Linked DNA regions of Homo sapiens: region 1 is linked to region 2. Evidence: read pairs that join two places in POLR2A ChIA-PET (ENCODE). Cell type or tissue: B cell. All regions are shown on one strand. Links, peaks and the distances in the headings refer to the core of each region. The heading gives the core; the rest is flanking DNA. Region 1 overlaps MAST4 (microtubule associated serine/threonine kinase family member 4). Region 2 overlaps MAST4 (microtubule associated serine/threonine kinase family member 4).

The links. ChIA-PET counts read pairs that join two places held together with the same protein. Peaks named below come from ENCODE experiments on the same cell type or tissue, not always from the same donor. Only the 100,000 strongest peaks of a DNase experiment are listed, where the experiment ranks them.
Region 1: POLR2A ChIA-PET joins it to region 2 with 5 read pairs; 2 of 35 experiments call an interaction of 5 or more read pairs at or near these places.

The regions. Positions count from the first base shown.
Region 1 is chr5:67,101,234-67,118,581 of GRCh38, forward strand. It overlaps MAST4 (microtubule associated serine/threonine kinase family member 4), which reads left to right. Exons shown (of 29, transcript NM_001164664.2): 9 at 1,303-1,378; 10 at 3,133-3,342; 11 at 8,865-8,966; 12 at 12,854-12,986. Among named protein-coding and RNA genes, the nearest start is that of CD180, 87 kb to the right of the region's middle. In B cell, for the core only: no CTCF peak of the experiment used is centred there; no DNase peak of the experiment used is centred there.
Region 2 is chr5:67,162,531-67,177,208 of GRCh38, forward strand. It overlaps MAST4 (microtubule associated serine/threonine kinase family member 4), which reads left to right. Exons shown (of 29, transcript NM_001164664.2): 28 at 77-258; 29 at 617-7,063. The coding sequence ends at 4,521. Among named protein-coding and RNA genes, the nearest start is that of CD180, 27 kb to the right of the region's middle. RefSeq lists a silencer at 3,781-3,830 and an enhancer at 4,271-4,776. In B cell, for the core only: no CTCF peak of the experiment used is centred there; no DNase peak of the experiment used is centred there; H3K27ac peaks cover 381 bases.

The DNA.
Region 1 (17,348 bases), core at 7,293-12,292, 61 kb before region 2:
ACAGAGGGAGAAGTCCAGCAGCCTTAGCCGACTCCATGGAGAGCTCGGGAACGACAGGACTCAGCAGAGTTGCTCCCCTGGGCCAAATGCGACTTCTTTTATATCCCTACCTCAGTCACTGGGTCCCTCACTGGATGTGGCACCCTGGGAAAGACTCAGCCTCAGGCGAGATGACTCCTTGCAGCTGATGCCATCCCTGCAGGGACTGGCAGCTGAAGGTTTCTGTGGATAGCACTCCCAGAAGCCGGGCAACAGGTCCTTCTTTGAAGGAGGGATCAGGATAGGGCATCACTTATCCGCTGCAGTATGAGATCTTTATGCTATAGAATTAGTGCACTTTGATATATTAAGGTTTTATTATATTAAAAAATAGCTTATTTATTAGGCGGTCAGTTGAATATCAAAGTTTAATGAGAAGCAATTTCCCTTTGTACTTTTTGTCTTTACTTAGTCTCATAAACTAATACTAAATATAGCCACACTGGATAATTGTGAGACATGTTAGATTATTCTGAGATATGGAATTAACAGCTGGTTTTACTATTTCATCTACAGGCACCATGTTTTACTACATTGGTGCCATTTTTTGTTTTATTAAAGGAATTCCTAAGGTGCGTAGTATAAGCTGTATCCACTTAGGAATATAAACACACCGAAGTTGCACAACTATATATCACTAGGAAGGAAGATAAACCTACTATTGAAAGAGTAAAGAAGAATGCACAATAGTTGTATGCCTCTGTTTCATATAATACATAATGCCTACCTCAGCATCCTAGATAAATATTTGCTAGGCTAGAAAATGGATCTCAATTATGACACCTGTGCCATGGAAGACTTTCAGACTTCTTCAGTGATGTGTGGCAGACCGCAGGTGTATGATAAAAGTGTGAAATTATACTGTTAAATGTGTCCTAGATGTTGCTCTTTGTAGCTATCCTATTTTATTTTATTTTGCAGTTTGTTAATTGTTTTCCAGATCTTATGCAAGCTCATACTACATGCAGAATATAATTTCAATTTACAAACATTTTCTGAACTAGTATTGTATTGTAACTATGATGATTTTGTGGCATTCCACTTCTTGAGCTTTCTTTTTCAGTCCTATTCAGAGTATCTTTGTGTTTATGGGAATGTATGTGTGCATGTGTACTAATGACTGATTTTGTAGTTTATTATCTGATATACTTTTCTTACAAAGGTTGCATAGTACTTTTGATGCAACTGACTGTTTATAAATAAAAAGCTTATTTTCATTTCATGCTGTGGCAAGTTTAAAAGGGTAATTTGCTTTGCTTGCAGCCCTGGACGTTCTCCCGCCTGCTGTGACCATGAAATAATTATGATGAACCATGTCTACAAAGAAAGGTTCCCAAAGGTAATGAATTGAATTGAAGATGCCTAGCATCTAAACGAACAGGCACCATAGGTTTAGAGTCTGTAAGGTTGTTTTGTTATAGGAAGTAAGGGTCCAATCTAGTAATGATTTGCATAAAACAGCTCCATAGTCTTCTTAGAAAGAGAAAATAACTAAAAAAAAATGTTAAGCTAACAACTGCTGAGAACTAGCTGTGCTCTACGTGTGCTGAGCTGGCTCTAAAGTGAACCTGCCACTTGTGCACCACACACGGGGTGGGCCTGGTGAGGTGCCGTAGGGAGGGTCTACTTTGAAAGGCCTCTAGACTGTGCACTCTGTACCCATATTCTGGGCCTGCTGCCACATTGTTAAGTAGAGACTGTTTTTCTCCGTTAGAAGCCTGTAGATTGGTGTGTCATGAGAGTTGCTGTTGTTGTTGTTTTTCCACATTACTTTTCTGTGATTTCCTATCTCTTTAGACATTGTATTTCTAAACCTATTAATTTAGAAGAGAAGGCACAGTTGTCGTGTTCTCCAGTTAGACTGGTAAAGGAACATGAATTGAGAGAGCAATTGTGAAGGGCTGCTGCCAAGCCCCTGGCTGCAAGGACCTGCTCTCAGATGGTCCCATTAGCTCACCTTGTTTCCACGTCTTTCCCACCAAAGCATTTCTGCACATTTGGGAGAAGGCCCCTCTCCACGTTTTTCCGATCCACCCCCACAGCCTGTGTTGCCCTAAACAGGAGAACAAATGAAAATCTTTGGTTTCATAAATCAAGAGTAGAGTACTTATTATTTGCAACTAACCCAACATTGATGTCATTGATTAAAGCTGTTTTAGCTATTTATCACATGTCACTTGCTCACCAGGGAAACAGATACTGACTGTTAACCTAGTTAATGCAGGTTAGGATATTAGAGGGGAGGAGGAGGGAGGAAGGAGAGGGAGTCTCCCTGCATATATAATTAATGTAAGCAAGGAATATGGATTAGGCAGTGGGTGACCAGAGAGAATGAAATGAAAGTTGGAAAGGAAATTTTAGATTTATTTTACCAAGGGAGTCCCCTGGGACTTTTACATAGGATGTAGCTTTGTGGCAAAAGAAGATGATATAAGATGTGTGCTCCTGGCACATTAAAACCTAGCCCGAAAGATACATTTTTAGCTTAGGTTGTGGAACTCTAGCAACAACCTGATGTTTAAGTACAAAAACATAAAGAAATGTTTGATATTTTGGACAGTCCATCTGAAAGAGCCCAAGATCTTAAATGAAAGCGTAACAATTCACAGATACAATCTGAGTTACTTGAAGAAGCTTACAGAGACCATTTTACATTTGATAGAACACAGAAAAGGGAGATTATCATTCTGAAATGTTGATTTCACTTATGTACCCTCAGATCTGTATTTCACATGCTGAGGCTGCTGCTTTTTTATAGCAACTTTTTAAGAACAGTTTTAGCTTCACAAAAAAATTGAGCAGATGGTACAGAGATTTCCCATGTACCTGGGAAGGCTATGCATGAATGCCCCCAACATGCATTAGGGTTCATTCAGCCTTTGTGTTGTATAATCAATGGGTTCAGACAAATGTCTGATGACATGTATGTACCATTATTTTATCAGAAGTGAGGCTTCTTTTAAATTTGATTTCTAGAATCCCATTTAACAACTTGTGGAGGTCTCTGAAAATGCTGTAAAAATGTGATGATTGAATTGTTTACATGTGTGTTTCCTCGTATTACATCTGTGTATGTGTGTCTTCTCTATATAGGCTACAGCTCAGATGGAAGAACGTCTAAAGGAAATTATCACCAGCTACTCTCCTGACAACGTTCTACCCTTAGCAGATGGAGTGCTTAGTTTCACTCACCACCAGATTATTGAACTGGCTCGAGATTGCTTGGATAAATCCCACCAGGGCCTCATCACCTCACGATACTTCCTTGAATTACAGCACAAATTAGATAAGTTGCTACAGGAGGTAAGAACCATGTACCATATAGTTTTCTGATTTATTTTGCTTTTCCCTGAAAAAAATTTTTTTTTGCTTACAAGTTATAACCATGAAATGGAGTTCACATTCCAGAGAAGCAAAAAAGAAGGAAAAAAAAAAAAAAACTCACCTGATTGCTACTTGCTATAAATTGATTCTGGTCTTTATTTATAGTAATAGAAAATTAATGTAATAACCTTTACAGGAATCTTAGGACCCAACAATCTATGACTCTAGGATAAGTGGATTGTGAAGGATTTTGAAGCAGTGATTTTTTCCCCCTTTAACCATAAAGTTATAAATTGCCTGAGCGTATGTGTGTTATTTGATGATGCTATCTAGTTCTATATCTGAAAAAGCTAAATGGAAAATTGCTGGCTTCTTCCAGGCTGTGTGTTCTATTAATTAACCTGCATGTGGTGTTGAGTAGTGAATGGCAACCTATATTTTCATTAGTGTCAGTTCTTCTTCTAACAAAATATCCAATTTCCAAAATGACAGATAAACACAGGACCTGTCTAGGCCTAACACTTGCATGCCTAGCACTTGATAACACCCAGGACAGGAAGAGAGTCTGTATGGGGGAATGGAATGCATGTATAATATTGCTCTTCTGGCTGAAATTGACCAGCCACAGCCTAAAATGAAACCTATTTAGTCTATGTATTTGTATATATTGTATTTTTGTATCTCACAGGGCACAAATTATGCCTTTGCAAACATAATTATAGATAGTTTTCTCTAGACATGAATATGTAAATAATTGCAGAAAACTGAAGGAAAATATTAGCATCCTAATTTTTGAGAACTCTATCTATCCTTGCCCCTGCAGAATTTAGCTGGCGAGATAAGATCCTTCTCTGGCTGGCAGCCGCTGCTTTTCTCCCCTTTGCCCTCTAGGCCTTCTATACTCTTTCCCGATTTCTCACATTGCAACCAACTGCAGTCCACTGATGCAGTCCCTTTCAGACTATCCTTAGGGTGAACACATTGTTTTGGGGTTTTTCTGTTAATTTCTAAGTTGGCATGGACCTGTTCTCTCCCATAAACTAAAAGGAAAATGAATTTTACAGGAAAATGATCATGCACTTGGGTTTCCTGGCAAAGTAAAATTGCTAAATGAGTTACATTACAATGTAAAATTGCTGTAAGAGTTGCCACGTGCTTACGCTTAAAATTGTATTTATCTCATCACGCACAGATGACATCGTGGACTGTTCCCAGTCCACAGGCTGCCCTTTGACTTCTCTACACTAGAGTATAAAGTCTCTGTGGACAGGGATATTATCTGCTTTGTTCACCTAGGATGGTGTGTGACACATAGAAGGACTTTAATATTTTTTGAGTGAATGGCTTCTGATACCCCTCAACTCACTGACATCCTCCTTATTGTCATATCCACTGGACATTTTACTGGAATATTACTGTATTCAGCAGTGTTAAAACCCTCCTTTTCTCTGCCTTCCTTTTAATTTATTGTTCTTGGGACATCTCTGACCATTTCTTCTCTGCCTCTTCCAGGGATTTCTCTTCCAACTCCCGTTTTCTACAAGTTTTCTCACGATCTCATCTTTAGTCTACTCCTCCTCCCTCTCTCCTAGGGATCTTGTCAGCTGTCTTGGATTAGAGACCTATAGACTCTAATGGCTTCAAATCCTTACCTCAGACCAGTAGTCATCTCTCACATTTCAGAATCATGGATCCACCTGCCTACTGAATATCTTTCTACCTGGGCAGCCCACTGAAGCAGCAGTCCCAACCTATATAAAACTAGACAGCATTTCCTCAACCACACATGCTTCTCCCACATTCTTTTCATCCATCATTGGCACTGCCATCTATCCAGTCACCTGCTAGAACTCTGAGAATACTAGACTCCCTCTCTCCCTTCATCAAGCAACCCATTAGACCTTCATAGTTTACTTCCTAAATATTTCTACAACCCTTCTTTCCTGTTCTATAATCACTACCTGGCTCAGACCCTCATCCAGCTCAGACCCTCATCCTCACCTATCTGCCTCCCTCCAGTCTTAACTCTTCAAATTCATACTTTTATGCAGCTGCAAGAATATCTATCTAAAACTCTTTATTGGCTCTATCTTGCCCATAAGTAAAACTATAACATGGCCTGTTGCTGTGCCCTTCCTCTCAATGCATTTAGCCATAATGAATTGTACTGACTTCTGTGGTCTCACTTTACCAGCAGACAGGGGGCTCTTTGAGCAACAGGAGTCACCTCTAACTCCCTGGTACTGAGTTCAGTGCCTGGTGTTTATCGGTTCCTCAGAAACCATGGAAGGGAGGAAGGAAGAAAATAGATACAACTGCATGCCAAAATATTCAACCTATTAGGATGTATCAAGTAATCTAATTCTGCTGTTGCTTTAATCAAATCAGAGTCCAGAAAATGCTGGAAACACTATGCATATTACTATTTATGAGAATATTTTGAAAGTTATGTTTGCTAAATGGTGCACTTTTGAACAGAAGAGGCAGACACAGGAATTCTGTAGTCAGCCTCTGTGAGATACTCCTAATTCTGCAATTCTGTCCCAGGATATTACCATAGTTACCAGCTTAGTCCTGTGTTTTTCATTCCTTTATAGGCATGCCCTGAAAAGGGTAGGATTGCTATCCAAAGCTATTTACACTGAAATCCCCTACTTAATTTTGTTTCTGTGACAGACACTGCAGATTTTCATGACAATTAAAATAAAATCTTACGGTTTCACAGATCATGTGAATGGGTCCTGTTACTATTTTTAAAATATTGATTTTTAAAGAAATTTCTTTTTTGGCCAGAGAAGCATGTATACTTGTGGCATAAAGGTCTTGTTGGGCATAAATAAGAATGGTTTCTTGTTTAGCTTTGCAGATAAAGAGCTTCCTTCAGCCCTTTTGTAAAAATTTAAACTATTTGCATAATCACATTTACAGTATTTTTCCAGAACTTGGAGCTAATCCATTGCAGAGGGGCCTGCCCTTTTTAGATAGAGCCAAATTGTGAAACTTGCCTTGGTTTCCCCAGGATGCAGTTGTCAGTTCCCAACTGTGACATTCTGTGCTCTGTAGGCCTATCTCCTAACCATTTTTCCCATTGTCTGTCTTTTGCATAACCCAGGTAAAATCCCCCTAAGGTTTGAGCAGCTTAATGCCTTTTTGAAGTCCTGAGGCCTAAGACAATTCCAGATGAATGCTTTTATGTCTCCATTCTTTTTTGCACTTAGAGAAGTTTAGCCAAAGACAATAAAATACATAGGAAGCTCTAACCTACTCTCAAATCTAGGTCATGGTTATGTTTTGTAGTGGCCAACCCTTAAAATACAGACACAGGGTATCCGTTAGTGTTTCCCCTTTGGAGCTTGCTGGTAACAGCCAGGAACAAATTTCTCTTCATGGGCTAATCGTGTCTTTATTTTGTGTTGTTTTAACAGGGCTTCTTCTCCCCACTTAAGTTATTAGATAAAATACTGTTTGAGTTAATGTAAATTATATGTTTTATCCTTGATTATGGCTGATTATTCTTAGAACTAAGAAGGTAGAATAAACTGATTATGATTTTTGAAATGAAATCTATTTAATCTAAACTGACTTTTTAAGTTTATTAAGACACAAAATTCTCATTTCTCTTTGAAGAGACAATCCAAAATGTGTTTAGGCTTTTCAGATTTTCTTTATATTCCTGAATTTATAAACCAAAAATGATTATAGTAAGAAGAAAGTTCAGTATCCTTCCCAAAGTGTCAACTAAGAAGTTAGGTGTTTTTTTGCTTCATCTTTAAAGTTTTCTGTTTAGTTTGGTTGAGGATAAATCATAAAGAAGATGTAACCGTATTTTTTGGCATTCACTGGATCTTCCAAAAATCTATTTTTGTTGCAAAGCAAAAATTGGGAAGAAAATTTAAAGACAGTTTCAATATTTGAGATGTATATATATGTGCATTGTTATATATGTCCTAACATCCTTCCTGGTTACTAGGACCTGTCGTTATAGTTACTAGTTGGTGTTCTTTGAACACTTTCTGTTCTACGATTATTCACCAATGGTCATTTTTCCTTTTATTTTAATGTCAAAAGTTAACTGTTTTACTTTTGCCTGTATATGGTTTTTGTACCTGTGTTTTGGAAAATGGCTTTTAATTTGATGGCTTAAATTCAGCAGACATATTACTTCTGAGTACAATCATTTTTTATAAATTTGATCTCTGCCAGTTCTTTTCATGGGGTACGGGATTGTTCCTTGTCATGGTAAAGCACCTTCAAGAACGATTGTAAATGTTTATTACTGTGTTTGTGAAATTATATTGTACCAGCATCACAATGAAATGTTATTTTTTAATCCTTAGAGGAAAGTAAATCATAAAAACAAAGATTAAGAGAGCCTAAAAGTGAACATACAGAGAAGTTTATGTTAAAACCTCTAAAACTTGTTTTATGCCTATCTTGATACAGATTCATCTGATTTTTTTCAAGAAAATATTATTGAAAATTTAAATGACTATTAACAAACAGTTTTGCTCTCAGAATATTTGTTGTGCTTGGGCAATATATAAAATAAAATTTTAAAAGATTTTAAGTTAAATTTTACTAAGTTAGGTGCCTAGGTATTATTTATTCAATGTGTGAAACTGGATTCACATTTATATACCCAGGTATAGGTTGAGCATTCAAATTCCAAAATGCTCCAGAATATGAAACTTTTAAAGCACCAACATGATAACACAAGTGGAAATTCTCATACCTGACCTCATGTGATGAGTGCACAAAGTTCTTCAAAAATATTCTATAAATTTACCTTCAGGCTCTGTGTATTAGGTGTACATGAAACATAAATGAATTTTTATGATGAGACTTCGATCCCCTCCTCAAGATATCTCATTATGTATATGCAAATATTCTAAAATTTGAAAAAAAATCCAAAAGACTTGTGGTCCCAAGCATTTTGGATAAAGGATACCCAACTGGTATATACTTTATCCAGCTAACACTTGAAAAAAGCATTGCACACTTCTTACGTGTGATAATATAACTAATTTATAGGCGAATCATATTGGATATATGAAATATACTTCAATAATGTGTTAAGTGTCCAGGATAAAAGCAGCCCTTCACTTTCTTAGCCATTTCTTATGTCTAAGATGGTCTTAACTGGAAAATCAAGGTTCTTGATCAGCTTCCCACTCTACTTGTACCGTGTGCTTAATGTGTCATAAACTTTTAATGTCTCCTTCATTCATGGTTCACATCAAGCGCCCTTTGATTTTTAGCACAGATAATATATCAGAATTTTGCAATTAAGGTTTAGCTAATAGAAAGATTTTGTAGATATAGGCGTTTAATAGTGTCCATTTATATACAGATAATGTCTGTTTATCAATCTTTTAATAGCATTTTCTAAATTACTCGATTTTTGAACATTTGCAATGATCTAATTAGCATGCTTTGCTGATTTTCTTTTCCATTTAATGGAACAACTCTGCATCATCACTCTCTTTATTGCTTTTTCATAGGCTCATGATCGTTCAGAAAGTGGAGAATTGGCATTTATTAAACAACTAGTTCGAAAGATCCTAATTGTTATTGCCCGCCCTGCTCGGTTATTAGAGTGCCTGGTAAGTTGCCCCTTGATGTGACTACATTATTTATTGTTAACTGGGAAAGCAGTTACCATCAGAAAGCTCCTTCATTTGGTTTCCAGCACCAGAGCTAAATGGAAAGAGTCAAAGGGAATTACAACTTGTGAACGTTTATGATGATGTCGATATGTGACTTGTCCTTTCTGATTTTAAAGAGACTTCTAGGACTTTTGCTCTATTAAGTGATGGTCATACCATATTCTAGTCAAACTTGAAATATAATCATAAAATAATGTACTTGACCTTATCTCAGCATAATTACTTTATGTCACAGCTAGTTTAAAACCCTGGCTGTACCACACTTTTTTGGAATTGCCAAGATGCAGAGAAGAAATAGAGATAAATGCAGAGATAAATAGTGACCTGTGATTTATAATTATTGTTTGTTTTAAAATGTGGCAAGTTAGAAAATAAGATGCTAACCATCCCATTTGGGAAAATACAGTAGAGCCTCATGCAGACCTGAAGGAATGAGACTTTTATAGATGATTAGTTCATGTTAACAATTATCTGTTTTTGGCTGGATGTGGTGGCTCACGCCTGTAACCCCAGCACTTTGGGAGGCCGAGACAGGCAGATCACCTGAGGTCAGGAGTTCCAGACCAGCCTGGCCAACATGGTGACACTTGGTCTCTACTAAAAATACAAAAAGTAGCCAGGTGTGGTGGTGCACGCCTGTAATCCCAGCTACTTGGGAGGCTGAGGCAGGAGAAGTGCTTGAACCCAGGAGGCGGAGGTTGCAATGAGCTGAGATTGCACCACTGCACTCCAGCCTGAGTGACAGAATGAGATTTCGTCTCAAAAAATAAAAAAAATTAAAATTAAAATTATATGTTTTTGGCCAGTGATCATTCTCCTATTTAAAAGTTTTTGTTTTATGAAATTTTGATTTGAGGTTTCAGTTAAAACTGTGAACAAATATTTGTCTGTGAACATTATAATTATTTTAAGGATCTAGTAATATAGCATCAAAACTCACTTTAAAGTTCCACTGGTTATTAAAGTAATTATAACATCACATACAATACAGCTTTTCAGAAATACACACATACATACATACATAATACATACATGGTTGCAGTGCTTTGGTCTTGCCCTTATTTTAACTACCATCCATAATAATTTATAATAGTGAAATATTCGCAGCACCATAAATACGTACTAGTGCCTTGTAAGACATAGAGGGAAAATCTTGAGGAGAAAGGTAGGGAGTTGGGAGGTGTAGGGAAGGGCTTTCTATCAATGGTGAGGACCCTTAGAATCATAGAATCAAACACACCATTTGGCATTGAGTGTCTCTGGAAGGCTAAAAGGAAAAAAAAATCTTGGATGCCTCAGAGAGAACTGGGTGACTGATAAATCCAGGTAGAATGGTTAGTTAACTTTTTACTGCCTCTCCTGTTGTAGCTTTTGAATTATGGACCACATGTTTGTACTTCCCACAATTGTTTAATTTAGGGGAAAGTGTCATTTAGCATTAAAACCTGTTTTTCTGGACAACAGCAGATATACTAAGAGCAGATCTTGCTTTAAAGGAGGAAATTAACTTTTTACAGTAATCACTCATAATCGGAGGAGAAAAAGTATAGCTTCTCAAAGATAGAAACAAGTGAACTTACAAGTAGCTTGGAAATATTGCTGCTTTCAAAGTACTCTTTAAAGCTTAGATGAAACTGGAGTTTCATAGTATTAGGGGATGCTTCCCCCAACCTATCACCTTATCCTTACAGTACCCAGGCTTGCTCTGTCAGTCATTGTAGTAGGTATGTTTGTAAAGGCTCTGAGTATTTACATTGGTTTGACTTTACTCCACTTGCAGCAAGTTTTTTTTTTTTTCTTTCTATATGGCCTTTAAAAACTCCTGAGTAATTCTCAGGTGAAATGCTGAGATTCCAAAGTTGCCTATTTTGGGCATTAACCAAAATGGGAAATATCCAGGAAATATATCTGAAATTAATAACTGGGCTTTAAGTCAATAAGCATAATTGTTTACAACACATAAATCCATGGCATCCCTTTGGGCATAGAGGAAAAACCAAACTCGGTTTCTCCTGCTGTGCTCTCACAACATGATTCTGACACCAGTTATGTGGGAACCCCACACAACAAGCAAGCAAGCCTTTCTGCAGCAGACACCAGCTGGGTGTCCTCCAATTCCATTCCAACACTGTCTACGCAGAGATAGCATTAGATTCCACAGGTTGAGGGGTCAATTCCACAAGAGTGCCCCTACTTCCAATGCCAGTCGCAAGCTCCATATGGTTTTACCTGTGCCTCTCACCGTCTGGCTGTAAACCAAGGTTCTTATGACCCCTTCTCTGGGTTTGATTAGTTTGCTAGAGTGGTTCACAGAACTCAGGGAAACACTGAAGTTTACCAGTTTATTATGAAATACACTAAAAACTATACAGATGATGAGATGCATAGGGTGAAGCATGAGGAAAGGAGTGCAAAGCTCCCTGGCTGCACTGCCTTCCAGGAAACTCCACACGTTCAGCTATCCAGAAGCTCCCCAAGTGCAGTCTTTTTGGGTTTTTATGGAAGCTTCATTACATAGGCATGTTTGATGACATCATTGGCCATTGGTGATCCACTTAACCTTCAGCCCCTGTCTGAAGTGGAGATGAGGATGGGGCTGCAACTCCCAACCCTGTCATCATATGGTAGGTTCCCCTGACAACAAGCTCTCTTCCAGAGGCTACCCAGGAGTGCCCAGCCACCAGTCAACTCACTAGAATACAAAAAGCCACTTATTACTTTGGAGATTCCAAGGGTTTCAGGAGTGGTATTTCAAAAAACAGGGATGAAGGCCAGGTGTGGTGGCTCACGCCTGTAATCCCAGCACTTTGGGAGGCCAAGGTGGGTGGATCACGAGGTCAGGAGATCGAGACCATCCTGGCTAACTCGGTGAAACCCTGTCTCTACTAAAAAATACAAAAAATTAGCCGGGCGTGGTGGTGGGCGCCTGTAGTCCCAGCTACTAGGGGGGCTGAGGCAGGAGAATGTCGTGAACCTGGGAGGCGGAGCTTGCAGTGAGCCGAGATCGCACCACTGCACTCCAGCCTGGGCGACAGAGCGAGACTCCGTCTCAAAAAAAAAAAAAAAAAAAAAAAAAGGATGAAGACCAAAAATACATTTGACAGTATCATAACATCCATCTAGAGTGTGGTGATCCTGAAGATTTTTATTACACACTAGACGCAAGAGGCAGCCACATACACACAAAAAATTAAATAGATAGGAAAAATATATTCCCAAAGTTTTATAGGAGACAGAGGCTTTAATTTCCTATTTTTCTTTCTTGTTCTTTACTTTATGTGAATAGTAGTAACTTAATATTATAGTTAACTAATAAAAAATGGTAACGTTGAAGTTTTTCTTTCTAATGTTTTTGGATACGTCTATATTAAGAGAGTCTCCTGCAACATTTTTGAGTAAATATATTCTAACATTCCTTTTGTTGCTGGTTGAGTGGAGAGAGAAATTGAATCTCAAATCTTCTGGATGGAAATTCCCAGATTTTACAACTTTGCTAGAAAGGCACAATTAAAAATCAGATCTGTTCATTGCCGACGAGCGAGATCTTAAGTGGAGCATAGTACCTTCGTAGTTACATTACAAGCAAATTGGAAATGATCATTATCTTTGGGTTACCATGTGCATAAATGTGTTGGCTTAGAATATGAATAGGCTTCAAATATGAAGTGAGAATTACATACTTTTTAAAGCCATTTGCCTCCTTTCTGCATAAGTAACTTACAGCCATGTATACCCAGCAGTTATATTGTGAATGGGATTTATGTAATAAAACCTCAGACAATTTTGGCTCAAAGAAGTATCCATCTGTGATTGTCTTCGGCTAGGAATTTGATCCGGAAGAATTTTACTACCTATTGGAAGCAGCAGAAGGCCATGCCAAAGAAGGACAGGGTATTAAAACCGACATTCCCAGGTACATCATTAGCCAACTGGGACTCAATAAGGATCCCTTGGAAGGTGAGTCCCTGGGTTGTTCCTACCTTTGACTTTGCTTATGCACTGTCGCCTCATAGAAGAAATCTAAGTGGCAAGTCTTTATTTTTCCTCATGTTTTGGCTCTATCTATTGATAAGTCCATATTTGGGGACTGGTTGCTATTTGAAGGAAATAGCCATAAAATGGGTCCTGAGACACGAATGAGCATGACCCATTTTGTGTCTACCTAGAGCGTGGGTCAGGCCTTGACATCCTAGAAGCATGTCAGCCTGAGAATGCCAGAGTGTCCCAGAAGGGTTGCAATTTCAGTCTTCACTGAGTAGTTTTTCTCTTGCAGAGCTCAGTTGGGCTCTTGAGAGTACTTCTAATTTTTAAAATGTTGCTAAAGAAATTATCATTAATTAAACTGACATTTAAATTTAATTTGGAAGTAATGCAATTGATGGTAGATTACTTTAAATTGAGTACAGTATTCATAGGTATATTCTTGTTTACTTAAAATATAAAACATAGTAATATACAGGAGAGAAAAAAGAAATTTTTTTTAAGCTTATAAAAGGATTTATGGGCTGGGCGCAGTGGCTCACGCCTGTAATCCCAGCACTTTGGGAGGCCGAGGTGAGTGGATCACGAGGTCAGGAGTTCCAGACCAGCCTGGCCAATATGGTGAAACCCTGTCTCTACTAAAAATGCAGAAATTAGCTGGGCATGGTGATGTGCACCTGTAGTCCAAGCTACTCGGGAGGTTGAGGCAGAAGAATCGCTTGAACCCAGGAGGTGGAGGTTGCAGTGAACCGAGATCGCACCACTGCACTCCAGCCTGGGCGACAGAGTGAAACTCCGACTCAAAAAAAAAAAAAAAAAAAAGATTTATGGTTTATTCACATTTTAAAATAATATTATCAAATTAAATACAGAGAATAGGAAGCATCTTGTCAGTGAACTTTTAAAAATCTGATATTGGTAAACCACTCCCCCTACAACCTGTTCCTGTTCATGATTGTTTAGGATTATTATTTATAACATTTAGGTTATATACTCCCCAAAAAGACTCAAAAACTATCCTTGACTCCTTCATTCAAAATTGTCTTCTCGGTTCATTAAATTGTATTTGCAAACAGTGTTTATCTTGTTAAATTGTTTGTAATGGTGGTAAATGTTGGCACAGAGATTTTCCCATCTGAAGCCAGGGAACCTGCTGCTCTCTGCCCTGCTCTCCTGTTTCCCGGCTTTGTTTGCTCCTATGGCCATCGTATCTTTGCTTCCAGTGAAATGATGCATGCATTACTGTGAGATAATGCCAGATAAATTTATACTGTACTGAAAGCAGTTCCACAACAGATTCATCACTTATCAGAGACTGGTGGCTGCTTTTCTGAAAAGTTCCCTGGGGAGAGATTTTTCCCCATGGCTTTTAAATTACCATCTTTACCTTTTTGAATCATGAGTCTTCAGAAATGGTTTAAATCAGTGAAATAAAAAGGGCAGATGTTTAATGGTATTTAGATGAGTTTTAAAAATCACTTCAGGCATTACAAAATGATGCCTTAGCTTCCTGCTTCAAAAGCTGACTCTTGGTTCCATTCCATTACTACCCACTGCTTACAAATAATATGTATTTTTCAGATAATAGTTGTTTAGCAGAAATTCTATTTAAAACAGAACCATCTTTTAATTTGTTTTTTTTTTTATGAAAATAGTTGGAATGGGGGAGGCTGTCAAAGTAGATTATAGCGACTCTTCACGCTGGTATAGTTAAGATTGCGTCAGCTCTTGAATTGTGGACCCAGTGAGTTCTTTAGTTTTCTTACCTGGCAATCACTGTAGGCTGAACTTTGGTAGGGGAATAATCTGAGGCCCATGTATAAACTAGCTTTCTAGAGGCTCTGAAGAAAACATGAACAGTGATCTTTGACAAGTTTGGAGTTTAATCACTGGGAGTTGTGTTTTTAACTCTTGACAATTTAAGATCTAAGGCTAGTTTTGTTTGTTTGTTTGTTTGTTTGTTTGTTTTGTTTTGTTTTGGAGATGAAGACTTGCTTCGTTGCCCAGGCTGGAGTGTAGTGGCATGATCTCGGCTCACTGCAACCTCCGTCTCCTCAGTTCAAGTGATTCTCCTGCCTCAGCCTCCCGAGTATCTGGGATTACAGACGTGTGTCACCATGCTCAGCTAATTTTTGTATTTTTAGTAGAGATAAGGTTTCACCATGTTGGCCAGGCTGGTCTTGAACTCCTAACCTCAGGTGATCTGTCTGCCTCGGCCTCCCAAAGTGCTGGGATTACAGGCGTGAGCCACCGCACCTGGCCTTGAGGCTAGTTTTTAATCTATTTGTTAACATTTGAAATATGACTTCTCCAGGTAATTTAATAAACAAATTGCACCGCGCTGAGTGGATCACCTGAGGTCAGGAGTTCGAGAGCAGCCTGGCCAACATGGTGAAACCTTATCTCTACTAAAAATACAAAAATTAGCTGGGCATGGTGGCACACACCTGTAGTCCCAGCTACTTGGGAGGCTGAGGCAGGAGAATCGCTCGAACCCAGGAGGCAGAGGTTGCAGTGAGCCGAGATGGCGCCATTGCACTACAGTCTGAGCGACAGAACAAGACTCCATCTCAAGAAATAAAAAATAAATGATTACAGACTCTGATTGTTCTACATTTGTTTCCCTTTCTTGTCAGCGTCTAAACTAACATACCTTAGACTTGTCCTTTGAAGGTTAGGAATTGGGAGTTCTGGAGCTGGGCTGCCAGGTTGTCACCCTAAGCCAGCACTGCATGCTGTGTGAACCTTGACCATCCAAATTGACGCACCTCTTTGTGCCTCAGTTACTTCCATAAAAATGAGATAATAATAGTATCTATTTATAGAATTGTTTTGAGGATTCTATGTTTATCTTTGTAATTGCTTAACATAGTGTTTAACAGATGTTAGCTGCTGTTGCTGTTTTATTTAAATACTACTAATTTTTGCCCCTTTCCTTGAGATCCCTTCCAACTAGATGCATTTTAGTTCACCTCCAAGTCCATAAATCTAAGATGCTAGTCATATTGGATATTGACATCATTTGAATGAGACGAAGAAAGGACATAGTTTGTGCTAAGCTCCTTTTTATTCTGGAATTTCCCCTATAGGTAAACTGAGAAAGTTATTGGCAATGTCGTTATTCCAGAATCTAGAATTTATACATTTTTATCTAAAGGTAGTAATCCAGTGTTGTTTTGCTTCATATCTCTTAGGCATAATGTCTGCCCAGAAGGGATTATCACATTTATAAGAACATGAATACATAAAATAAGAAACTAAGAAATAATTTTTTAATTATTTAATTTTAAATAAAATTAAGTTTTTTAAAATTGAAAATTTTAAATATATTTAGATGCACACAAAAATATGTAACTAAAAACTATGACTTTTATTATGCATGTTCAATTTTGAAAAATTGGAAAGTACAAGTAAAAGAAGAAAATATTAATTATCTGTGATCCTATCACTCAGATAAGACCTATCATAGATTTAGAGAAAATTATTTCATGTTTTTTAAATAAAACATGATTTTTTTAAAGTATAAAAAAGAAAATGAACAATAAAAGAATTTGATTGTCTCATCTACTTCTATAAATTCAAGGATGCCTTCCAATGTGAATTGATCAATTTAGACACCTTTGTCTCTTTTAACTAAATAGTCAGGGTAGTACTTAAAGCTGGTGTCAAGCATGTGAGCATGTGATATCCAATCCAAGACTGATTATACAATATGATTAATAATAAATAATCAACATTTAATGAGCACTTAATTTTTGTTAGTATGCTAAGAGCTTTACATGCATTATCACATACAGTACAAAAAACTCTAAGAAATAAGTAAGGTTGTTTACCTTTTACAGGGAAGAGCTTGAAGTTAAAAGGTCAGTCAGTCAGTAAGTGCAGATAGTAGTGGTAACCTAAGTCTTTTAATCTCCAAATCCCTCTTAACCACCATTATTACTTCCTCTCTGACAAATTACAAATTCTTAATGTCTCTGGCAGGGTATTTCTCAGTAGATATGAAGGAATGGAACACGAGATATGCACCACAACTTAAGAATCATTCCCTAGTTGTTGTCGGTGCTGCTTTGATGCCCGCCAGAGCCTGGAAAGATGTGCCTCTCTCAGATACCTGATTCTAAGCAGAGTTGTTGACCCACCGAAGCCTTTCCAAGCTGTGGTGATTGCATCAGCCAATGAGTTCCTATGCCCAGCCTCTAAAGTTCCTATGTCTAGGTGTTTGCAAGAAATGGAGTTCTGGGGAGGAGTGTGTAGTGAACAATTTCAAAATACCAATTGCTGCCTTTTTTTAGATTTAAGATTTTCCCATGGGCACATTGGAGTATAGAGCAATTT
Region 2 (14,678 bases), core at 6,497-11,496:
TGAGCACAATGGTATTTTGGGGAGGCAGCAATAGTTCTGAAAGAAGACTGAACAATTTTTTCCTGTTTTTCTGTAGGAGGAGATCTCTTTTCAAAAAGCTAGCCAAGCAGCCTTCTCCTTTACTCCACACCAGCCGAAGTTTCTCCTGCTTGAACAGATCCCTGTCATCGGGTGAGAGCCTCCCAGGTTCCCCCACTCATAGCTTGTCTCCCCGGTCTCCAACACCAAGCTACCGCTCCACCCCTGACTTCCCATCTGGTGAGTGAGTCTCCTGGTCTAAACAGCAGAGGGGAGGGGAGGTAAAGTCATGTGAGGTCCCCAAAAAACATGAAGCTTGTTCCAGCTGAAAGAAAGCAGGTTGAAGGTGTAAATTATAAAGACAGATTTATAGAGAGGTCATAAGATGTGGCTATTCTGACCAAACAAATAAGTCAAGAAGTATGGGGCTAAACCTTGGCCTGGAGAGGTTTATCTGAAAAGTGTTTATTCCACTAGCTAAATGCTGAGACAATTTGCTGATCTTACCTGGCCTTACCTAATACAGTCTGGGCTACAACTGTGAAAAAAAGGGGAAAATGACCATGGATGCTCACAGCCTTCTGTTTTCCATCCACAGGTACTAATTCCTCCCAGAGCAGCTCCCCTAGTTCTAGTGCCCCCAATTCCCCAGCAGGGTCCGGGCACATCCGGCCCAGCACTCTCCACGGTCTTGCACCCAAACTCGGCGGGCAGCGGTACCGGTCCGGAAGGCGAAAGTCCGCCGGCAACATCCCACTGTCCCCGCTGGCCCGGACGCCCTCTCCAACCCCGCAACCCACCTCCCCGCAGCGGTCACCATCCCCTCTTCTGGGACACTCACTGGGCAATTCCAAGATCGCGCAAGCCTTTCCCAGCAAGATGCACTCCCCGCCCACCATCGTCAGACACATCGTGAGGCCCAAGAGTGCGGAGCCCCCCAGGTCCCCGCTGCTCAAGCGCGTGCAGTCCGAGGAGAAGCTGTCGCCCTCTTACGGCAGTGACAAGAAGCACCTGTGCTCCCGCAAGCACAGCCTGGAGGTGACCCAAGAGGAGGTGCAGCGGGAGCAGTCCCAGCGGGAGGCGCCGCTGCAGAGCCTGGATGAGAACGTGTGCGACGTGCCGCCGCTCAGCCGCGCCCGGCCAGTGGAGCAAGGCTGCCTGAAACGCCCAGTCTCCCGGAAGGTGGGCCGCCAGGAGTCTGTGGACGACCTGGACCGCGACAAGCTGAAGGCCAAGGTGGTGGTGAAGAAAGCAGACGGCTTCCCAGAGAAACAGGAATCCCACCAGAAATCCCATGGACCCGGGAGTGATTTGGAAAACTTTGCTCTGTTTAAGCTGGAAGAGAGAGAGAAGAAAGTCTATCCGAAGGCTGTGGAAAGGTCAAGTACTTTTGAAAACAAAGCGTCTATGCAGGAGGCGCCACCGCTGGGCAGCCTGCTGAAGGATGCTCTTCACAAGCAGGCCAGCGTGCGCGCCAGCGAGGGTGCGATGTCGGATGGCCGGGTGCCTGCGGAGCACCGCCAGGGTGGCGGGGACTTCAGACGGGCCCCCGCTCCTGGCACCCTCCAGGATGGTCTCTGCCACTCCCTCGACAGGGGCATCTCTGGGAAGGGGGAAGGCACGGAGAAGTCCTCCCAGGCCAAGGAGCTTCTCCGATGTGAAAAGTTAGACAGCAAGCTGGCCAACATCGATTACCTCCGAAAGAAAATGTCACTTGAGGACAAAGAGGACAACCTCTGCCCTGTGCTGAAGCCCAAGATGACAGCTGGCTCCCACGAATGCCTGCCAGGGAACCCAGTCCGACCCACGGGTGGGCAGCAGGAGCCCCCGCCGGCTTCTGAGAGCCGAGCTTTTGTCAGCAGCACCCATGCAGCTCAGATGAGTGCCGTCTCTTTTGTTCCCCTCAAGGCCTTAACAGGCCGGGTGGACAGTGGAACGGAGAAGCCTGGCTTGGTTGCTCCTGAGTCCCCTGTTAGGAAGAGCCCCTCCGAGTATAAGCTGGAAGGTAGGTCTGTCTCATGCCTGAAGCCGATCGAGGGCACTCTGGACATTGCTCTCCTGTCCGGACCTCAGGCCTCCAAGACAGAACTGCCTTCCCCAGAGTCTGCACAGAGCCCCAGCCCAAGTGGTGACGTGAGGGCCTCTGTGCCACCAGTTCTCCCCAGCAGCAGTGGGAAAAAGAACGATACCACCAGTGCAAGAGAGCTTTCTCCTTCCAGCTTAAAGATGAATAAATCCTACCTGCTGGAGCCTTGGTTCCTGCCCCCCAGCCGAGGTCTCCAGAATTCACCAGCAGTTTCCCTGCCTGACCCAGAGTTCAAGAGGGACAGGAAAGGTCCCCATCCTACTGCCAGGAGCCCTGGAACAGTCATGGAAAGCAATCCCCAACAGAGAGAGGGCAGCTCCCCTAAACACCAAGACCACACCACTGACCCCAAGCTTCTGACCTGCCTGGGGCAGAACCTCCACAGCCCTGACCTGGCCAGGCCACGCTGCCCGCTCCCACCTGAAGCTTCCCCCTCAAGGGAGAAGCCAGGCCTGAGGGAATCGTCTGAAAGAGGCCCTCCCACAGCCAGAAGCGAGCGCTCTGCTGCGAGGGCTGACACATGCAGAGAGCCCTCCATGGAACTGTGCTTTCCAGAAACTGCGAAAACCAGTGACAACTCCAAAAATCTCCTCTCTGTGGGAAGGACCCACCCAGATTTCTATACACAGACCCAGGCCATGGAGAAAGCATGGGCGCCGGGTGGGAAAACGAACCACAAAGATGGCCCAGGTGAGGCGAGGCCCCCGCCCAGAGACAACTCCTCTCTGCACTCAGCTGGAATTCCCTGTGAGAAGGAGCTGGGCAAGGTGAGGCGTGGCGTGGAACCCAAGCCCGAAGCGCTTCTTGCCAGGCGGTCTCTGCAGCCACCTGGAATTGAGAGTGAGAAGAGTGAAAAGCTCTCCAGTTTCCCATCTTTGCAGAAAGATGGTGCCAAGGAACCTGAAAGGAAGGAGCAGCCTCTACAAAGGCATCCCAGCAGCATCCCTCCGCCCCCTCTGACGGCCAAAGACCTGTCCAGCCCGGCTGCCAGGCAGCATTGCAGTTCCCCAAGCCACGCTTCTGGCAGAGAGCCGGGGGCCAAGCCCAGCACTGCAGAGCCCAGCTCGAGCCCCCAGGACCCTCCCAAGCCTGTTGCTGCGCACAGTGAAAGCAGCAGCCACAAGCCCCGGCCTGGCCCTGACCCGGGCCCTCCAAAGACTAAGCACCCCGACCGGTCCCTCTCCTCTCAGAAACCAAGTGTCGGGGCCACAAAGGGCAAAGAGCCTGCCACTCAGTCCCTCGGTGGCTCTAGCAGAGAGGGGAAGGGCCACAGTAAGAGTGGGCCGGATGTGTTTCCTGCTACCCCAGGCTCCCAGAACAAAGCCAGCGATGGGATTGGCCAGGGAGAAGGTGGGCCCTCTGTCCCACTGCACACTGACAGGGCTCCTCTAGACGCCAAGCCACAACCCACCAGTGGTGGGCGGCCCCTGGAGGTGCTGGAGAAGCCTGTGCATTTGCCAAGGCCGGGACACCCAGGGCCTAGTGAGCCAGCGGACCAGAAACTGTCCGCTGTTGGTGAAAAGCAAACCCTGTCTCCAAAGCACCCCAAACCATCCACTGTGAAAGATTGCCCCACCCTGTGCAAACAGACAGACAACAGACAGACAGACAAAAGCCCGAGTCAGCCGGCCGCCAACACCGACAGAAGGGCGGAAGGGAAGAAATGCACTGAAGCACTTTATGCTCCAGCAGAGGGCGACAAGCTCGAGGCCGGCCTTTCCTTTGTGCATAGCGAGAACCGGTTGAAAGGCGCGGAGCGGCCAGCCGCGGGGGTGGGGAAGGGCTTCCCTGAGGCCAGAGGGAAAGGGCCCGGTCCCCAGAAGCCACCGACGGAGGCAGACAAGCCCAATGGCATGAAACGGTCCCCCTCAGCCACTGGGCAGAGTTCTTTCCGATCCACGGCCCTCCCGGAAAAGTCTCTGAGCTGCTCCTCCAGCTTCCCTGAAACCAGGGCCGGAGTTAGAGAGGCCTCTGCAGCCAGCAGCGACACCTCTTCTGCCAAGGCCGCCGGGGGCATGCTGGAGCTTCCAGCCCCCAGCAACAGGGACCATAGGAAGGCTCAGCCTGCCGGGGAGGGCCGAACCCACATGACAAAGAGTGACTCCCTGCCCTCCTTCCGGGTCTCCACCCTGCCTCTGGAGTCACACCACCCCGACCCAAACACCATGGGCGGGGCCAGCCACCGGGACAGGGCTCTCTCGGTGACTGCCACCGTAGGGGAAACCAAAGGGAAGGACCCTGCCCCAGCCCAGCCTCCCCCAGCTAGGAAACAGAACGTGGGCAGAGACGTGACCAAGCCATCCCCAGCCCCAAACACTGACCGCCCCATCTCTCTTTCTAATGAGAAGGACTTTGTGGTACGGCAGAGGCGGGGGAAAGAGAGTTTGCGTAGCAGCCCTCACAAAAAGGCCTTGTAACGGGGAGGGCCCAGGGGCAGGACTGTGGAGACCCGTCCTGAACGGGCGACTGTGTCTTGACTACCTTTCAAAACCAGCACTGTGTGGGAATGTCCGCCAGGCAGAGCTCGGAGCCTCATTGAGACAGGGGAGAGAGAAAGACAAAGAGGGGACCTTCTTCCAGATGCCTTCCCAGTTGTAACCGGTAAAACTGTTACCAGATAGTGTTTGTACAAAAAAAAAAAAAAAAAAAAAAAAAAAAATTACCTTTACAGTTGAGGGTTGTTGAGGAAAATGATTTTCTTTGTAAATATATAGCATCGTGTTTGGTTTGGGATGTAGAGTCTATACCTGGCTGCTGATTGCGTCGTTTACTACAGCTTTTTTTAAATAAGATTTTTGCTTTACCATTTATCATAATGTAGTAATGAAGCAAAATGGTCAAAACTGGGTGTGTGTGAACAGAGATACACCCATATTCGTGTATATACACATCCACCTACATGTTTTGGTCTGTGGTTTAAGAGACTATTTCAAGGTTCCATTTTTATAAGCTAAAACATTCTAAGTTAAGATGGAAGAAAGCCCTAAACACAGTAGATTCTGAGTTTTTATGTGTATTTTAACCAGAGTTTCTGATAGTACTGTATCTGGCTACCTATATTTCCAGATCTAAAGCAAGAACTACTCTAAGTACTGCATTTGGAATCCTCCTCCATTAGGAATGGCCAGGACAAGTGGAGCTAGCCATTTTCATTACACGGCCATCCCAATGGACACTGGATCCCTGGTCCAACTGTCTAAAAGGCCAGTTGTTCCTTTCTGTGGATGTGGATGTCTGGCCTTCACCTGAGGTAGAGCGGGGACTATAAACACACATCAACTTTCTTTCTGTTTGCTTTCTTTTCCTTCTTTTCAAACTCTTAAACTCAGGCCTTTATGCTGTGAGTGACTAGTCCAAGAAGCACACATTTTGTAGTAGTCCTGCACCAGCCCTGCTCTTGAATAAAAAGGAAAATTACTGGCTGCACCCAAATCTTCTAGTACTTGAGTAATAAGCATCAGGCATTGGAAGAGGTTTTAAATTTGCTTTTTTGAGGAAAAGAACTGGGGGTGGATTTTGGCATCGTAGCATATCGATTAAAGAATAATCAGGACATCAGATACATTTTAATACATAGCTGGGGCCTTATGTTGTAGATGAAGCTTGCTGTTTTTAGCAAGTTCCTGGGTTTCACATTCATTTCTGCTGCATCTAGTAGCTCCACACATTTCATAACCTGATCTCTTTATTTGTATGCAAAAAATACTGTCTTAATACAGAGCAGCATTTTTGTAACAAAGAGACTCGCTGGAGCTATTTGGTGCTTGAATGTGACCATCCTTTTTACTTTTGCTAAGCCTTATTTAAATTTTGTATACCGTGGAATATGTAGAATTTGTCAAATCATTTTAGTGCTGAAGGTTTTTGATTTCTTGTTTTTGTTTCTGTTGTTGCAGTTTCTTTGGTGGCTTGTTTTGTATTGTAAGATGGCACTTGCTGATATAAATACTAAGGCACTAAGAGAAAATACAGATAAGTATTTATAAGTTGCTTGGGAACCATAGCAGAATTTTTTGTTTGGTTTTGTAAGAGAAAAAAAATTACCAATAAATAACTGATCTAGCACCCAAACTCTCTTGGGGGATGTCTTAGTATCTTCACGCTATAAAATTGTTCATCTAAGCACAGCATCATCTTATGGCCTTATGGATTGTAAATCTTCTAGTGAGGCTATAAACTCCACTCTGAAAACAAAGGCATAACTTAACCGACTGCTCAGTTGTCCTTCGTTGTAAAATGAATTGGCTTTGGGAAAAAGGAAAAAAACAAACAAAAAAAGAAAAAGAAAAAAGCCTCCTCCTTGCCCCTAATTTTTTTTTCCCATATGGTTTTAGCCATTCCCCATCACTATATTGTGAAGCTGTAAAAATATATATATATACTTTACAAGAGTTTACTAATGGATTTCAAAACTGGTCTCAACGTTTATAATACATATCTGTGTTTGGCAGTTGTCATAACCCAATCCTACATTCAGCCATCGGGACAAGTCTGTCGGGGAGGTAGTTCATGGTTTACAAGCCTTTGCTTTTTAACTGTCCAATTTCCTTTAAAGCACAACTAGCTATTTGTTTACAAATGATATTTTTATGTATATTTTGTATAGTGTATCATCATTTTTGCCAAATATGTTTTTCATTATAAATGAGTAAAGAGTACTTAAGGTTGCATTCATGTATTACATGTTTGTTGTTGTAAACCTCTCCAATCAGCTGGTAGAAATTCTCCTCATTGTGTTCTATTTGGTCAGTCTCTGTGTGATTGTAGGATGTGCTCCTTGGTAGTACTCCCAGCTGTAGATTTACCAGCTTAAAAGTTTGTTAGGATCTGTGCAATAAAGTGTTTGCAGTCTTATTTTCTCTAAGAAATTCCTTATGGACGTCATAATTGTTGTATATTGAACAAAATATTTATACTTATGCAGTTGCATAACATTGAAATAAAAATTTAGCATGAAAAGATAATGACTCGTAAGTTTTTTTCTAATATACTCATATGCATTCCACCTCCAAAAAATATTACTGATTATTACTCTGGTATTATGGAAAGGATAGGTTTTTACAGATTACTTTTTGCTGAGTGGAACAGTTTGCCTTTTTTTCTTAAAAATGTACACAAATATTCTTCAACATTAAGTCCTTTAGCTGGGCATAGTGGTGCTCACCTGTAGTCCTAGCTATTTGGGAGTCTTAAGGCAGGAAGATGGCTTCAGCTAGGAATTGGAGACCAACCTGGGCAACATAGACCCTATCTCTACAAAAACTTGAAAAGTTAGCTGGGTGTGGTGGTGTACGCCTATTGTCCCAACTACTCAGGAGGCTGAGGTAGGAGAATTACTTAAACCCATAAGTTCAAGGCTGCAGTGAACAAGCTATAATTGTGCCATTGCATTCCAGCCTGGGCAACAGAGTGAGACCCTATCTCCAAAAAAAAGAAAAAAAAAAAAGATTAAGTCCTCTTTTAACTTCTTCCTATTTTTTTCTACCAACCTTTTTCCTTGCCTGCAGAACTTACCAACTTCTACACTCACACTCACCATCTTCCCACACTCAGGGGGTCTTGATTCTCCTTTCTCTGTGACACCACCACCACCTCCTCTCATTCTCTCACGAACTTGCTCCATCAATTACCATAGTCTGCCTCAGCATTCTCTTTTTCCTCCCCAACTGTCTCTTTCCTTTCAGAAAACCCTTTCTTTACCTGGCCTTTTCCCTCTGTCCCTTCTCAGGTGACATCCTACAAGAGGAGTCTGCACTTAGTATTTTTGGGTCTTCACCCCTTTGAAACCTGGCTCTGTCACCCATGCCATCAACATCGCTCTGGTAGAGGTCACCAGTGACACAGCTGACTCTAAAGCCCTCTTGTCAAGACATCACTTCAGTAGACCATCTTGAGAACCGGTCTGTCCCTGACAGCCCTCTCTCCTAGTTGTCTTCAACCTGTTCTTTTTCTCTCTTTAGAGAATTTCTTCCTTGTCCTCTTGTCCCTTTAAATACTGGTGTTTCCTGGGTTCGTCCTTGGTCCCTGAGCATTTCAACTTGGCTCAGGCACCTCACACTCAAAATGTCCAAAAATATGCTTATTTTGGTGCCCCTTCTTTCAAAGCTCACTGTATTCCCCATCTTTTCTCCGAGTCAGATCCTAGATTTCTGCCTAAACTCTTCTTTCTTGCCTTACATCTTAAAAAAAAAAAAAAAAAAAAAAAAGCTTCACTGATTTCACAATATACTCTTCTGTGCAATCCATGTCCCGTCACTATTGTGCTACTGGCAGCCTTAGTTTGGTCTCTATCATAGTCTCTCTCCAGATGACCTCAACAGCCTCCTAACTGGTTTTCTTGCCTTCGCTCTTACCCCTTCTAGTCTGTTCTTCACAATGTCCCTAGAGTGATGTTGCTCAAGTGTAAGCACACCATGTTACTACCCTGCTTTAAACCTTTAAGTAGCACCCATATTCTTCGGGTAAAGGCCAGTTCCTTAAATGTATCCTTACCCTAGATAACTCCAGCTCAGCATGTGTGCTGGACTCAGACATCTGGAGGAAGCCTTTTGGAAAGGCCTGGACCGACCTGTGGACTGTCTTTGCTTCACTGTGTATCTGCCTCATGGCACTCACTGCGTTATTTTGGAGTTACCTTTCTACATGTGTATCTTCTTTGCTAGACTTCAAGCTCCCTGGTTCTCTGTCTTGTTTTTTACTTCTAGGACAAAGCACATCGGAGACATCAATAAGTATTTGCTGATATGGTTAGGCTTTGTGTCTCCACCCAAATTTCCTCTTAAATTGTAACCCCCATAATTCCCACGTGTCAAGGGAGAGACGAGGTGGAGTAACTGAATCATGGGGGCAGTTTCCCTCATGCTGTTCTCATGAGAACTGATGGTTTTATAAGGGGCTCTTCCCCACCCTTCGCTCAGCACTTCTTTCTGCCGCTGTGTGAAGAAGGTGGCTTGCTTCCCCTTTGCCTTCTGCCATGATTGTCAATTTCCTGAGGCCTCCCCAGCCATGCTGAACTACGAGTCAATTAAACCTCTTTCCTTTATACATTACCCAGTCTTGAGCAGTTCTTTATAGCAGTGTGAGAACGGACTAATACATTTGCTGGACCGAATTGAACAAGAAAGGAAGTATTAGTAGTCGCTACTGTTTGTAGCACATTTACTAGAAGCCAAGTAACACACTAAATACTTTATTTCCATCTTCTTATTTAATCTCCGTGCCATTTGAACTATACGTTGCTTCATTTTATAAATTAGGAAGCCAAAACTTGGAAAGAGGTTAAGTGACTAACCCTCGTGATTGGCAGGACTGAGGCTTGAACTCAAGCGATCTGACTGGACAGCCCATACATTTAACCTCTACCATTAGACGAGACCTTCTTCCTCCCACACACTATTCTACTACAATATAAATTGCAAGATGAAATGGGACAGAATCATGACAGTGTTTTTCACTGCCTGCGTGATGTAGTTTTCCCTGCTTAGAGGAACCCACTCTGCTAAGATTCACAGTTTTTAAAAGTAAGTATGGAAATGGTCATTTTAATGGGACTTGGTATCATGCTATGCAGAAAAGTCGGTCTTCACCATAAAAGAAAAAACCCACAAAGGATATTAAGTACACACATCACAGAGCCAATAATGGCCATAGCAAGAGCTATTAAGTGAACAACCAGTTTAGAGCGAATACATAAAAGAAACTTTAAATGAAAAGCAAGAGATTGAAGTTTTAAAGGTATTTACCTTGAGCTCGACCAGGTAAAACTAATGAGGTCATTAAAGGGCAAACAATTAGACATGCTCTTGTGGGTCTGTCCAGTCTGGGGCACAATTTCTTGTACTGTATTTTCAGCATCCACGTAGTGTTATCTTATTTGGGATTTTAAAAAATTGAAATGTAGCTAAATATGTGTTTGGGTGTATAATATTTCCCTAATAAACTGAGGGCTACCTCTTTTAAGCCCAAGGCATTTTTTTAAAGAGACATGGGTTGCCCATGCTGGCCTCAAACCCCTGGGCTCAAGGGATCCTCTCTGCTCAGCCTCTCGAGTACCTGGGACTACAAGGGTGCCCAGCTCTTCAAGGCATTATTTTTCCTTCTTTATAACAATGTAAGCACAATGTGATGCAGCCTACAAAAATTACAAGTTCTCGTAAATTTGTTTCAGTTCATTGTAGATTCTGTATATTAGCCCTTTGTCAGATGAGTAGGTTGCGAAAATTTTCTCCCATTTTGTAGGTTGCCTGTTCACTGACGGTAGTTTCTTTTGCTGTGCAGAAACTCTTTAGTTTAATTAGATCCCATTTGTCAATTTTGGCTTTTGTTGCCATTGCTTTTGGTGTTTTAGACATGAAGTCCTTGCCCATGCCTGTGTCCTGAATGGTAATGCCAAAACAAACAACCCCATCAAAAAGTGGGCGAAGGACATGAACAGACACATCTCAAAAGAAGACATTTATGCAGCCAAAAGACACATGAAAAAATGCTCACCATCACTGGCCATCAGAGAAATGCAAATCAAAACCACAATGAGATACCATCTCACACCCGTTAGAATGGCAATCATTAAAAAGTCAGGAAACAACAGGTGCTGGAGAGGATGTGGAGAAATAGGAACACTTTTACACTGTTGGTGGGACTGTAAACTAGTTCAACCATTGTGGAAGTCAGTGTGGCGATTCCTCAGGGATCTAGAACTAGAAATACCATTTGACCCAGCCATCCCATTACTGGGTATATACCCAAAGGACTATAAATCATGCTGCTATAAAGACACATGCACACGTATGTTTATTGTGGCATTATTCACAATAGCAAAGACTTGGAACCAACCCAAATGCCCAACAATGATAGACTGGATTAAGAAAATGTGGCATATATACACCATGGAATACTATGCAGCCATAAAAAAGGATGAGTTCATGTCCTTTGTAGGGACATGGATGAAATTGGAAATCATCATTCTCAGTAAACTATCGCAAGAACAAAAAACCAAACACCACATATTCTCACTGATAGGTGGGAATTGAACAATGAGAACACATGGACACAGGAAGGGGAACATCACACTCTGGGGCCTGTTGTGGGGTAGGGGGAGGGGGGAGGGATAGCATTGGGAGATATACCTAATGCTAGATGACGAGTTAGTGGGTGCAGCGCACCAGCATGGCACATGTATACATATGTAACTAACCTGCACATTGTGCACATGTACCCTAAAACTTTAATAATAAAAAAAAAATTACAAGTTCTGCCTTTTGGAGGTGGCATGATGTGGGGACATGGGGCAAGACTATCAAGAGGACCAGAGAATTCATGAACTAGAGATAGGAATTAAAGTAGGGAGAAATCACTTCTAAAAATAGTACTAACCCTCCCACAGGGGGCAATGGCAGCTTCCCTTGGCTGTTGAGCACTGAACTGCCAAGCATTTACAAGAAGAAAAGGGGTTGGCTTGAAGACTTCAGGTGAGGCAGCACATCTCAGCTCTAACATGCACATGATTCATGTGGGATCTTGCTAATTCTGGTTCAGAAGGCCTATGATAGCGCAGAAAATTCTAACAAGCTCTTCTCAAATGACTCAGATGCTGCCTGCCTGTTGACCACATGAATGCCCTGCCTGGCCACACCAGGGAGTTAGAATCTCTGAAGATTGGGCCTAGGCATCTATAATTAAAAAATAATAAAATAACTTCCACAGGTGATTCTAATGTGCATGCAAGGTTGAAAAGCAAAAACAAATTTCCCAGGTAGAGGATGATACTTGACTCATTCTACCTCAACATGAAATCATCATGAACAGAACTTGAAGACATTTCCCATATAACTGCTGGTCCAGTTGAGCCCTAAGGACCCTTTCCACTCAAAGTGTGGTCCTCAGACCAGCAACATCTGCATCACCTGGGAGTGTGTTAGGAATGCAGAATCTCAGTCCCCTGACCCCCTGCCTTCCCCATCCCTGGACCTGCTGATTTTCTGCATTTCCATGATAGCCAAGTAATTTGCTTGCCCTTCAAAATTTGAGAAGCATTGTTATCACTACTCCCCAAGCTTCCTAGAAGATGAGAATTACTTGGAATATTTGTTAAAAATACAAGTTTCTAGACCTCATCGCTGATCCACTCACGCAAAAATCTCTAGGACAAGGCCTGAGAAACTGGGTTTATAATCAGTGGACATGAGGGGCAGGTGATTCTTATCTGGGAGGCATGGGCAATAGTAATATAAGAGTATATTTACCATCCGTGCTCAAATTTGTCTCCAGCTAAAGTCTACTACGATGATTATTGGTGTTTTTTAAGCCCTTGGGCATAGAAAACTCAAAAACCATTGAAACCATCAGGAAGACAGCAACCTAAACACTTATTGTCCACCTACTGTGTGTATGTGTGTGTGTATACATATATACCTACTCAGTACTAAGCATGTGTGTATACACGCACACATGTATGTGCTTAGTACTGAGCAAGAAGCTTTTCATCTGCCCTCTGACTTAAACATCAACACAATTCTCAAACCCGGTGGTGCCATTCCCATTTTATAGATGAGAAATCAGGCCCAGCCAGGCTATGTCGTTTGCTTAACATACACCCTGGAAAGAGAGCTTGGATTAGAATCTGAATTTTTCTGGTTCTGAAGCGCTTGACCTTTCTCAGTATTACCAGGTGTCATGTAATTGAATTCAGATTCAGGCCCCTCTCTGAATAATCTAAGCTATCTTATTTCCTCTTTGCATGTAGAAAAATCATATGGTGCTAAATTATGAATTTGATGATTGGTGGGAAACCGTTAAGTGAAGGAAGCTAATCGTTCTCTGTAATAGGGCCTCTTTATCAGTTCTAATTAATCAGTAGACAATTTCTCATCTAGCATTTTCGGTTCACAACACAAATGTAACATGAAAACGTGTAGCTATAGTAACTACAGAAATTTGCTTCCTTCATTCTAGGCCAGGCTTTAAGAAAATCTATGGTAGGGCAGTTCTCTAAATTTCATTTCCCTCCTGCCAGGATGTTTTTATTCCTCAAAGCAATCATTTTGTGTTATTCCTCTCTTTCTCTACCCCCTACATGTCTCATATATCTAGAAAATTTGGAAATGACCAAGGCTTTGCCAAACCTTGGTTTGATTACGTTTTGTATGCTGAAAGCCAATCAGCCTGACCCATGATGAAGTTCTCTGGCAGTTGAGACACCTCAGACCCTGCACTGGAGTCATTAGCACTATTCCTTATAGGAAAACACTCAGCAACATCTCACTGATTTCTGTGACCCAGCATTTCAAAAGACAAGATCACTATCTCTTACAACATCACTGGCTGATGTTGGGGCTGTCAATTCCAATACTTGTAGGCAGGCAAGCACTTGAAAAAGGGGATGGGTCCCAAGAGTGAAGTTCTCTGTACACTCTGTGACATGCCAGTTTAGTATGTCCAGACATGGGAAAAAGATCTGTTGCATATGGTTACAGGTTATCACCCCACACAGCTTGACGAAATGTCTATTGCTCTTGTAAAGCTGAAAGCCTCTAACAAATAGTCATCTGCCATTTCATTAAGCGCTGCCAGGAGATGGCTGTCAACATCTGGGAAAGGAAGAATGAAAAGATGTTTGCAAGGCCTGCAGCAAGCATGTTGCAGCTACAAAGTCTGCATATGTCAGGCTGGCATCACCATATCCTCCAGCCTTAACCTGTCTAAATAAAAATCATTTGCCTTAAAGTTCTGTCCTTTTGGAATACGTATGCTGTGTTAAACAGTGCTGTACTGAAGTAATTTTCCTGAGTTGGAGACATATCTACTCCTGTTGGGGCTGGAGGCAGTTCTGTGGACACCCCATGTAATGCATGTCCTACTGCCCCATTCAAATGGGGATCCTTAGAACAGCTATGGCTCCCTCTGTTCCCTCAAAGCTTGGGCTTTACCATTTGCATTTGAAAACACAAAGACTTAGAAAAACACTGCCTCCTTTTCAGTACCTGTACATTCTCACAACCGATGATCTCTGTTTTTTATCTTTTTAAAAGCAAAAGTCTTCCTTAAAAAATAATTCCTTTTTCTCCTTATTGCCCAGACCTGGTCATTGAAGCCATGTTGGAAATATAGATGAGAAGAAAGTATTTGAATCCCTGAAATCCTACCAGCCACTCTGTTTCTTTAACTTATAGGTATTTTTTTGTTTTGCTGAATAATGAATTAACAGTGGGCATGCTCTTTAGCCCACTCTTCTGCTCTTCCACTTGTGTCACCAAAACACCAGGGGTTTGGTCTAGGTCCTGCTGCTCACTGCACAAAAAGCAAACCACTGAGATGACAGGTGTCACCAAGGAAGAAGGCTTTAATTGAGTGATGCAGCAGAGCAGAAGAAAGCTCAGTCTCAAATCCATCTCCCTGACCAACTAAAACCAAGGGTTTATATAGCACACAAAAAAATGTAACAATGTGTAAGAAAACAGGAACTTGGGAGGGGCAAGGAAGCAATCATAGTGAATGAGGGGTGGGGCATCTGGTGTGGCAATCTGGTTTCAGTTCTTTGATACTTTTTGTGAGAGGCCTGAAGGTCATTTCCTGAGAA